Regions from separate parts of the Homo sapiens genome. Here all the other regions are linked to region 2. The links are chromatin contacts, found by Hi-C or POLR2A ChIA-PET in ENCODE. All regions are on one chromosome and are shown on one strand. Each heading gives the region's core, a stretch centred on a gene start or an enhancer-like site at or near the end of the contact. The rest is flanking DNA. Distances are from core to core; before and after follow the strand shown. Region 1 holds the start of MCOLN2 (mucolipin TRP cation channel 2). Region 2 holds the start of GFI1 (growth factor independent 1 transcriptional repressor). Region 3 holds the start of LMO4 (LIM domain only 4).

Region 1 (3,169 bases), core at 22-2,521, 7.5 Mb after region 2:
CACCAAGAGGGAAAAGCAACGGCGGCTGCAGCAGGGCGCTGGGGTTACGAGTCCAGCCCTGGGGCCGTGCGCCCTCCCTCCGCGCCCGCCGGGCCACGCTGACGCTCCCTCCCGGCTCCCTGCCTTTCATCCCGACGCGGGCGCAGGGCAACTCGCTTTTCCTATTCCTTGCGCGCCGGTCGCACTTTCTAACATCTCAGAAATATGGCCCTTGTCACAGACTTTCATGATCGTGCACTTTAGAGAAAAGCCAGAATGAATGAACTTGTCAGTTTAATGTGAAGTCCTCAAGGGAAAGGACCATGTCTTTGTCATCCCAGAGACCACAGTACCCAACGGTCGGCTTGGCTCTCAGTGAGTGTTTCCCTAAGCATCAAAACAGGAATGACCAAAGCAACGGACAAATTAATGCATGTGGAAACAAGAAATGAATGCATGAGAGAGTGAAGAAAAGAAGGGGCCAGGCGCAGCGGCTTACACCTGTAATCCTAGCACTTTGGGAGGCGGAGGCAGGAGAATCGCTTGGGTCCAGGAGTTCAAGACTGCAGTCAGCAGTGATCGCAGGTCAGGCGACAGAGTGAGACCCGGTCTCACCACCACCCCCCCGAAAAAGGCAGGAACCCCAGAGGGCCGGGAGTGCCAGGTGCGGCCGCCCGGGAGCGGTGTGGAGGGTGCGTGGGCCACTTTGCCGCAGGGCCCACCGCCCGGGTCCCTCTGTAAGGCGCTTCTCCGGCAGACACCCCGAGCCAAAGCGGGCCGTACCGCAGCGTTGGGCACTTGGGTGGAGAGTGCAAGGGCGGCGGGCCTGCGCCCAGACAGGTGTAGCCGTCCCACGCTAGGTGTCCTCCTGCCGCTCCCTGGCCGCGCCATGCCTCGAGGCATGGAGGTGCTGGACCTGCCGGTGTGCAACCGCGCCTCGGGCCTGTCCTGGGGGCCGCACCACAGGTCAGTGCCCCACGGCGCCCTTGGCGTGCCCCACGCCTCCCTGGGGGCCCCACCGCCGCCCCCTTTTGGGACTGCTTACTTCCTCGGCTCTTCTCGCGCGCGCCTCGGTTCCATCCCCTACGGCCCCCACCCCGCCTCCGCGTCGCCGACCCCCTTCTCCGGGAGCGCGGGGAGGCTGGTCCGCTGAAGCGTGGAATAAGTCCCCTAGGACCCCAACTGGGGAAGCTCCGGTCCCCGGTAGGAGGCGGCGGGGCGGGGCGGGGCGGGGCAGCCCCTTGGGGGCGGGGCGGGAGCGCCTGGCCACGCGCCGCATCCTGCAGGGTGCACACAGAGCCGCCTTTCAGCCGCCCGAGAACTGCCCGCCGCACTCCACGACTGCGGCGCCTGCTCTCGGGCCGGGGTCTGCGCGCACCACGCGGCCGGCAGAAAGGGTAAGAGAAGGGAACCCCGCTTTGCAGGGCTCCAACTTCGGCGGACGCGTTACGGCGAGGGCGAAATGAGTCGGCCGTGAACGGTGTTTCCTGTTCCGAATCCCGAGAGCCCTGGAAAGTTTTGAAGGAGGAGGCATGGCCCGGCAGCCTTATCGTTTTCCCCAGGCAAGGATTCCGGAGAGAGGATCAGGTGTTTTCAGGTTAACCGTCAGGTGAGGAGTCTGGGCTTCATCTTTCAGGATGCTGGACTGGAGAAATCTTCCTAAAGTCGATGGCTTTACTTTCGTAGACTAGAGCTTGCTTGCTGCCTTGGGAATGCTTATATTAACTGCTTGCAGTTAGTTAAATAAGGCTAGGCTGTGCCTTCCAGAACAAACAGGCCTTTCCCTCAGGTGGGAGGGTTGTAGTGTGGCTAACCCCAGTTCCTCGGCCTTTATGAAAAGGCGCACAGTTCAGCCGGTTGGCGCTGCCAGCGGGCCCCTCCTCCGTGGTCAAACCTCCAGCCACCCCAGCACAGTTGAGCCAAAGTTGTGAGTACAAACAGACCTTGGCTCCCCCGTTTCCTGCTCTCCAAACATATATATATATATATATATATATATATATATATATATGAAATATATACGTATGTGTAAGTGTGTGTGTCTCTGGTTGAACGGTACTTGTGGGAAACAAAATTGTGTGTCATTGTAAACTGAGAATGGAAGAAAAGGTTAGTAAGAGAAAGGTGGGAGAGGTTTCTTATGGGTGTCAGGATGTAGACTCTGATATTTTATGTAGAGGGAACCAACTACGTAGTTCTCCCCAGAAATGGGATGTGGGTTTCACTCTCAGGAGCTGCTCATCACCTTTGTGATGTGCTAACCAAAATCGCACAACTTTTGGGAAATTTGATAGCTTTCCCCTATTGAGTCAGAAGTTTCTTGAGACTTTAGCCTGTCTTCCTCTTCATACCTTAAGAGGAGTCAAACTCCCGTTGCCGTGAACTTTCCACAGGCACACCCTTCTCCTTTAGAAAACCGTTCATAGGTCAGTTTCTGTGGCCGGAACTCTAAAAACGACACATTTTCCATACAGAGGCCATCATAATACCAATTTTATTTAACCTCCTGTAATAAAAAATGAGTGAATCCTAATAAAGTGTTTGAGGTAGCCACATTCTTTTCTGTGAAGGAGGAACATATCAAAAGTGTTTTTTTTTAAAAAAATAGAGTAATAGATATAAAATATTTTAATGAAGCAAGTGAGAAGAACTGAGAGACATAGTTTGAGCAAAGGGGCACGAAATACAGAACTGAAAGTCAAGAATGATCATATTCACAAGCTGATCTCTTTGGCTATGTCTCTGTCAGTGAAGTGAAACCTAGAACAAGACAATTTTAAAACCGGCGGAAAAAGAGATGGCTTCTTGTGACTATAGCTTTCAAAGTAAAAGTAGTGGCCAAAGAAAACTCTTCTGGCTGTAAAAGTAAAAGTGGACTTTCCTGAAGCTGGGCTGTTTTCTTTAAGGCCTAGGGTCTAAGTTCCGTGTGTCAGTTCTGAAGAATTAAATCACTCTTTAGTGAGCTCTTGTGTCACATGTTAAGGGGTTCATAGAAAAAAGTGCAGGCATACCTTGTTTTATTGTTCTTTGCTTTATTGCACTTTGTAGATACTGCATTTAATTCAATTTTATTTTATTTTACAAATTGAAGGTTTGTGGCAACCCTGTGTCCAGCAAGTCTATTGGTGCCATTTTTCCAACAGCATGTGCTCACTTTGTGTCTCTATGTCACATTGTGGCAATTCTCTCA
Region 2 (3,280 bases), core at 46-2,545:
ACTGCTCAAGGTGCTTATCTGCCCCCTTCATGGGCTCCCTCAAGTTTTCTGAGACTTCAAACAGCAACACTCAACTAAACTATAAAATAGTCACAGCACCTTTTCGAGAAATTTTGACTTTGAACTTGCTAATATGCAAAGGAAATAGTCCAACCATTTCTCTAGAACTTGGTTGATAAGAAATTTTATTTTGTCCCATTTATAATTTTATTCTAAAAATTTGTTTTTTTCTGCTATCGAGTAGGAGAGAAGGGAATAAGGGAAAGATTTGTTTTTGCACTACTGTGAGATTTTTATACCTTAGGCCAGGACAAAGCACACAAGAAATAAAATATTAACAAAATGTCCTTAATTTTCCTTTCTGACCAAAATTGCTTGCCTCTGCATTTATATATAAAGAAGGGATGTGTTGAGCAAATGAAGGAGGACAGCTAGGCAGACAAGATTTGCCCAGCGCCTGGCATACAATAGGGGCACAGGTCATTGCTTAACAAAACGTATAATTTATTAATACATGCTCGAAGCACTGCTATACTAACCAAATATTCCCTGCAAAATTTTAAATTTACAGTGCAAAATAAGAATAATTTAAAAACTGTTTCTAGAAAAAGAGCTTTAAGGGCTTCCCCCCCCATAACAATTTAAGATTAACCTAGAACATGGTAGTTATTTTGCAAGAACTGGGGAGCACCACTCTCTTCTCCTTGTGCATGTCTGACATTGGAGGCCTATTGTGCACGAAGTTGTGATCAAAATCCAAGTCAATTCATTTTGAAAAGTAACATGACTACAACATCCATCCACTCCAATGAGCAAAGGGTGTAGGCTTTGAGTATACACAGCAGGCCACACACTATGGGTCATGGCATACAGTCTAGCGTTGGAGGTTGCTGCATTTGTTCATGTATCTATGAGTTAGGTTTTAAGTTTTTTCCCCCTGTTCTATTAATATAATTAATTAGTTAATTAACCCCACTCATTCATTTACTCAGTCCACAGCCTTTTGTTAAGAGCCCGCCTAGGACATAAAGATGAAGATCCAGTGCCTACCCTCATGAAACATAGAATCCGAGCGAAGAAGGCTTACTTTGCAATAGTCATCCAAGTGGTGCTTTTATGGCGCTTTACTGCTCCCGCCAACACCCAGTGCCTGGGTATGACCTCAGGCGGTGGCAGAGCCCGCGTGCGAGGTCCCGCTCTCCCTGGCTTGCCCCGGCAGGGCGGAGTCAGCCTAGCAGCCGCCGGCGCTGCCCCCGCGCGGCCTTTAATTTTGCAGCTCCGACCACCGGAAATTAGTCGAAGGCTGAGCGGACCCGGTCGAGAGCCGGCGAGCTCCGCGCAGGGAGGGTGCGCCCACCGGTCCCGCCGGGCGCCCGCGGGACGCGCCGCCAGGGCCCTCTCCGCCGGGGGCTCGGCGCTCGCCCACCTCTTCCAAATTTAACCATTACCTAAATCCGAAGGGAAATGAGCAAACCTCTCGGATTGGGTGTCAAGGTATTTTCAGCCTCGTTGGGCGTATTTATCCCCAAGTGTTTCCACAACAAGCTATTTCGGGGCCTGCGGGGCAGGTTTCGCTCTGCGGACGCCGTGGCCACTCGCCGGGCTCCAGGCCGGCGGCACCGCGGGCCGGTGATTCACGGTCCCGACCCGGGGGTGGTGCAGCCCTAGGAGGCGGCGGGGTCGGGGGTGGGGGGGGCGGGTGACCGAGGCCTGAGGGGCGGGGAGGGTCCTCGGAGCGGGGCGCCCCCCACCCCTCTCTCGCCAGTCAATCTGTGTCCTCAATCTGTGGCTTCTCTCGCTGCGGAAGTCTCCCTGGAGCCAAGAATAGTTCATTTTCTTTCAAGTCATTTCTAGTGCCTAAGTGTCCGGACCTCCAATTTCCCCCATCCCCTGCCGACCCACAGGGAGAGAACTGGGAGGACTACTAAGGGGCGCGCGGGACGGGCTGGAAAGGCCAGGCCCCCCACCGCCTGGCCACTTGCGCAAAGGAGCGCGCCCGGCCGCCCGACGGGGGTTGGGAGCAGGTCTGGGAGGGCTATGCGAGCGACTCAGTAACGCTCAGGAAGTGAAGCTTGTGGTTTTGGGGGCTGAGCTCGGAAGGAGAATTTTTTTTTTTTTTAAGTCAGAGAGATAGAGCGGTCTCTCCCGAAAGCAAGATTCCGTTTGAAAACTCTCCTAGCGCGGTGCCCGCGCCGTGACTCCGCAGGTAGGTCCGCCGAGCCTGTTCTGCGCCTCCTGCCCTGGTGGGGGCGGCCGCGGGGACTCGCAGAGCACTGGCACTGCGGGGGCGATCAGAGGGCGCGGGCGGTTTCCCACCTGCTGCGGACCGCCGTGCGGGAGCCCAGAGAGCTCCGGCAGCTGGGTTAGGGCGCGACCCGCGCAGTGTGACTGGAAATCTGGAGCTGGGGGCGCGCAGCAGGCGGTCTGGTGGTTCGGCAGGGGAGCCAAATCCACCAGGGAAGGAAACATCTGGTGGGGAGGCGGCGGCAGCTGCGCTCGGGAGGACGCCCCCTTAGCGCCCTCGGCTCCCTCCTTCCTGGGCCCGGACGGTGAGGAGAGGCCTGAGCGCGCGGAGGGGCCGCCCCACCTCCCGCGCCAGCTGCAGCGCGGGGTTGCCTTCCCACGCGCTCGGCCCAGGCCCCGGGGCCCCTATCTCCTCCAAACTCTGTCGCTCCCCACAGGAACCAGCAAAGCGGGCCGGGGTGCGAGAGAGGCGTGGGCTTACAGCCCGGGTGGGGAGGCGGCCTCCGCGTCCGCCTGGTCTCTGGTGGCGCCAGCCCAGACCCAGCTCCGGCGCTGACAGTTACCCCGCCCCCATCTGTCCCGCTCCCAGCCAACGTGGGTCCAAGCTGCAGCGGGACCCTCGGGACAACGCCACTCCGTTTTTCTTTTCTTCCGAGTTTCGTGGCTGTTTAAAGAATTGGGTTTGGGGTTTGTGGCGTCTAATTGTACGGACGAGAAGTGCAGGAAGCGACAAAGCTCTAGCCCTAGGAGCCACCCCGGAGGGAGGCGGATGGCACTCTCACCCCTAGGGGCATTCTGGCGCTTGGGTAGCGGGAAACTTCGCGGGAGCCCCGCGACACGTCCCAGGCGTCTTTTCTCCCAGGTCTATTCCCATTCCTCCGGAGAAGGGGACACAATGGGGCTGGGGATCTGGAGCAGGGGGCCTGCACCCTACAGGGACCAAGGCCTGTAGGACTCGTTTGAGCTGAGAGCGCCAACGGACAGACGTAGACTGTGTGGCCTGCATCTTGCCTAGGAAGCCGAGGGGCTCCTAGTC
Region 3 (3,111 bases), core at 605-3,104, 5.2 Mb after region 2:
GGCTCCCGGCTATCTGCTCAAGACATTCAGCTGATACCTCAGAAGAAGGCGAACTTTGCCTGTACCCGGCCCAACTTGGCTGCTGCAAAAAAAACGAGGAAGGAACGAAACAAGGACTCGGGTTCCTTAAATAGGCCGATTTTAAACACATTTCCTCCGAAAGAGTCCCGGAACGTGTGTCCAGTGACCGCACAATAAACCAGAATAAGAACTGCACCAATTAAGCTGTAACAAAACCCTGAGACTTTGGAAACAGGACCACTCTAAAACCCATTAGCATTGCATTTATCCGAATGCATCATACCTTTATGTAAATTGATTTATCTGATGCATTTACTCGAGGAATTGCTTTTTGTTACAATTTCAGCCCTAACCCAAATGAATCTGCATTTCCTGCCCTAGATCTTTAAACTGTTTCCCCCAACGTTTTAATCGCTCCGAATTCCTTTTTAAAAGGAGAGTGAGGGAGGAGATTCCAAGCTCTTCCCCGCCCCCATCTTTAGTGAGAGGTAAATATATATGTATTTTTTTTTTGAAAAGGAAACATTACACTGAGAAAAGCATCCAGTAACCCCATTAGCTAAAGCTCTTAAGGACAAGCAATACCTTAATGCTGATTAAATCTAAAAGAGATGAATCAAGAAGACTGACCAGAAACTGACTCCCCTGATAACTAAGGACGGGCCCTCATCAAGTTTCATTTAGAGTTGGAAAAAAAAAAAAAAAAAAGAAAGCTTTTAAGTTAAATAGGCTTATACTCTAGTAATTACATAGCCAAGCAATTTAGGTCCTGGGATAGTCAGTGAAATAGAAAGCAGAACTGGCAGCTAGAGGCAAAATCTGCCCCCCTTTAACAACGTCTCTGGTGTTTTTTAATGGAGACCAAGGGAGGGACAAACGTAACGCTGGCAATTTGTAGTACAAAAATGGATGCTTAATTCATGTCTTGATTTTAATTAGGTGATTCACCGTATTTCTCCTGGATTGGAACAAAAGACTTATAAGCCAAGAAGAATTTTTTTAAAAGAACCAGCAATACCGAATCCTGCTCACTTAGATCCTTCCTGCCACTGTTTCAAAAATAGTGTTTACTAGAAGGGAGGGGGGGTATCGTGACTATCCCCACCCCCACCCCCCCAAACACACTACTTCTCATACTTAAAATCCTCATCTAAGCACCCCTTGCCTTTCCCTTATGAACTAGAAATATCCCCACCCCCTCTACGGTCCCCACCAGCCCCGTTTCCAAGAAGAGCCCTTTTGTAAGCAGGAACCGCTACAAAGCTGGCGGCCCGGGGCTGCCCTCCGCGCTAGCTCGCAGGCCGGCCTCGGTAGTTTCAGACTCGCGCTTTATCTAAGCCGACGTATTGTTTACTTGCAATTTGGGACGGTCAGGGGAAGGAAGCCAAAGAAAACAGCCCTGGCCCGAATCGACCCCCTCCCTCCCTCTCCCACCTCCCGGCCCGCGGCTCTCCACCCGCCCCCTTACCTGCTTTTCCCCTATATTGCAATATTGCGAGAGGCGGCGGCGGTGAAATGCGAGCGAAGCCGCTCGGCTTCCAGGGAAGGGGCGCCTGGGCTGGCGGAGCTGGAGGGAGGGAGGGAGTTCTCGCAGAAGCAGGAAAGGGGAGGAGGGGGCTAAGGGCGGCTTTTTTTTTTTTTTTAAATCGCGTTGCTCTGGGGCGGGTTGGGGGGCCCCCGCGTAAGTGCCGGGCGGCCGGGAGCAGAAGTGTCAGTCTCAGTCTTCGTCCTTCTCCGCCTCCGACTGCGCGCGAGCAGCTGCAGGAGCCCTCGGCCCGCGCGGCGCGGCTTCAGGCGCGGCGCAGCGGCAGCAACTGCTGCAATCGCTGCTGCAAGTTTGGCAATGTGGCTTCACTTTGTATATTCCCCCGCCCGGGGGCCCCCGCCCCCGCCCGCGCTCCTCCCGCTCCTCCTCCTCCTCCGCCGCCGCCTTCCTCCCTCCCGCGCGCTCGCTCGCTTGCTCGCTCCGGGATGGCAGCGGCGGCTCGGCTGAGCTCCCTGCACCTCCGGCCGGGAGCAGTCGCAGACACAACAGCCCCGGGAGCGGCGGCGGACGGTGCGGAGGCCGGCAGGCAGGCGCACCCAGGCGTCGGGGGCTGCGGCCGGCCGGGCCCGGCGCGCTGGAGCCTGCGCCGCTGCCGGGGCTGTTGCTGCCCGGCTCGGAGGCGGCGGCGGCGGCGGCGCTGGCCTCTAGCCGGCTCGCTCGCTCCCTCCGCGGCTCTTACACATGTGTTACTGACAGAGCAAAATCCCAACTACTCCCCGGCTCTGCCTCCGACGTCAGCGACCCTCAGCCACTGGGCGGCCGGATTGTTCAGGCGGAATAATAAAACCTGCCAATCCGGGGAAGGACAAAGGGATGACTGAAACGAGACTCGGGGGGCGGGAGAGAGAGCGAGGCGGCAGAGCTGGCCGACAGAGGAGAAGGGAAGGGCCCGAATCAGGTGGGGTGAAGTGACCCGGGCGCCTGGGGCCGGGGACCCGCTTGGGCTGCCCTTCGCGACCCGGGATCCGGAGTCGAGACGCAGGGCGGGGCCTCACCTGCCTTCTCAGCGCACGGGGACCCTGAGGACCCGCGCCCGCTCGCCCCTCGGGGACTGCCATCCCCTCTATCTGAGAGGAGACCCTTAGGAAACTTACCATCTTTCTCAGAAATGGGTCTCTTCCTGTTTGGGAAGATAAGTCCTGCATCTTAGGGCAGTGGACTTCTATCCCCTCACGCACAAGCACACAGAAGAGGATTTTTGTTGTTGTTTCTTTAATTCACGATATTGGAGATTTATGAACCGTAGTGGAAGCTTAGTTAACAAGGTAGAAACATAAAGGAAATAATAGTTGCTAGCTAAATACTGCCTACTTAGCCTCCCTCATACTCCCATTTTTCCGAGTTTGAAAGTGCCTAGCAGGCATTTCCTGGATCCTTGTCAATTGCTGGTGATGTAGGGAGCACAGTCCTTATTTTCAAAGTTGACGAAAACTTAAGGGAGAAAGCCTTTCCCGACTACCCTCCTCACTGTGGAGGATGAGAGGCGGAAATTCTCACAGCCCCCAAAAGCAATGGAAGTAATTGCAAGATTTGCAATCTCACAG

Evidence for each region. Hi-C counts contacts between places; a loop is a spot of excess contacts on that map. ChIA-PET counts read pairs that join two places held with the same protein, here RNA polymerase II (POLR2A). Pooled maps may share reads with other maps.
Region 1: a map with no recorded cell type shows a loop between it and region 2 (7-fold over the local background). The contact joins the promoter of MCOLN2 here to the promoter of GFI1 in region 2. A Hi-C loop is called at or near these places in 1 of 37 single-sample maps with no recorded cell type and 1 of 50 pooled maps. POLR2A ChIA-PET finds 5 or more read pairs at or near these places in 1 of 52 experiments (activated T-cell).
Region 3: a map of naive thymus-derived CD4-positive, alpha-beta T cell shows a loop between it and region 2 (16-fold over the local background). The contact joins the promoter of LMO4 here to the promoter of GFI1 in region 2. A Hi-C loop is called at or near these places in 2 of 168 maps with a recorded cell type or tissue (CD4-positive, alpha-beta memory T cell and naive thymus-derived CD4-positive, alpha-beta T cell) and 7 of 50 pooled maps.

What each region holds. Positions count from the first base shown.
Region 1 is chr1:84,995,215-84,998,383 of GRCh38, reverse strand. It overlaps MCOLN2 (mucolipin TRP cation channel 2), which reads left to right and starts at 1,271. Exons shown (of 14, transcript NM_153259.4): 1 at 1,271-1,588. The coding sequence starts at 1,512. RefSeq lists enhancers at 1-408, 2,729-2,788 and silencers at 979-1,268, 1,879-1,928.
Region 2 is chr1:92,484,940-92,488,219 of GRCh38, reverse strand. GFI1 (growth factor independent 1 transcriptional repressor) reads left to right here and starts at 1,295. Exons shown (of 7, transcript NM_005263.5): 1 at 1,295-1,494. RefSeq lists enhancers at 1,089-1,138, 2,039-2,188, 2,111-2,711 and silencers at 1,259-1,468, 1,559-1,668, 2,289-2,338, 2,539-2,718.
Region 3 is chr1:87,327,623-87,330,733 of GRCh38, reverse strand. It overlaps LMO4 (LIM domain only 4), which reads right to left and starts at 1,854. Exons shown (of 5, transcript NM_006769.4): 1 at 1,490-1,854. RefSeq lists enhancers at 1-10, 1-1,225, 791-1,366, 1,367-1,944 and silencers at 790-879, 1,803-2,232, 2,483-2,652.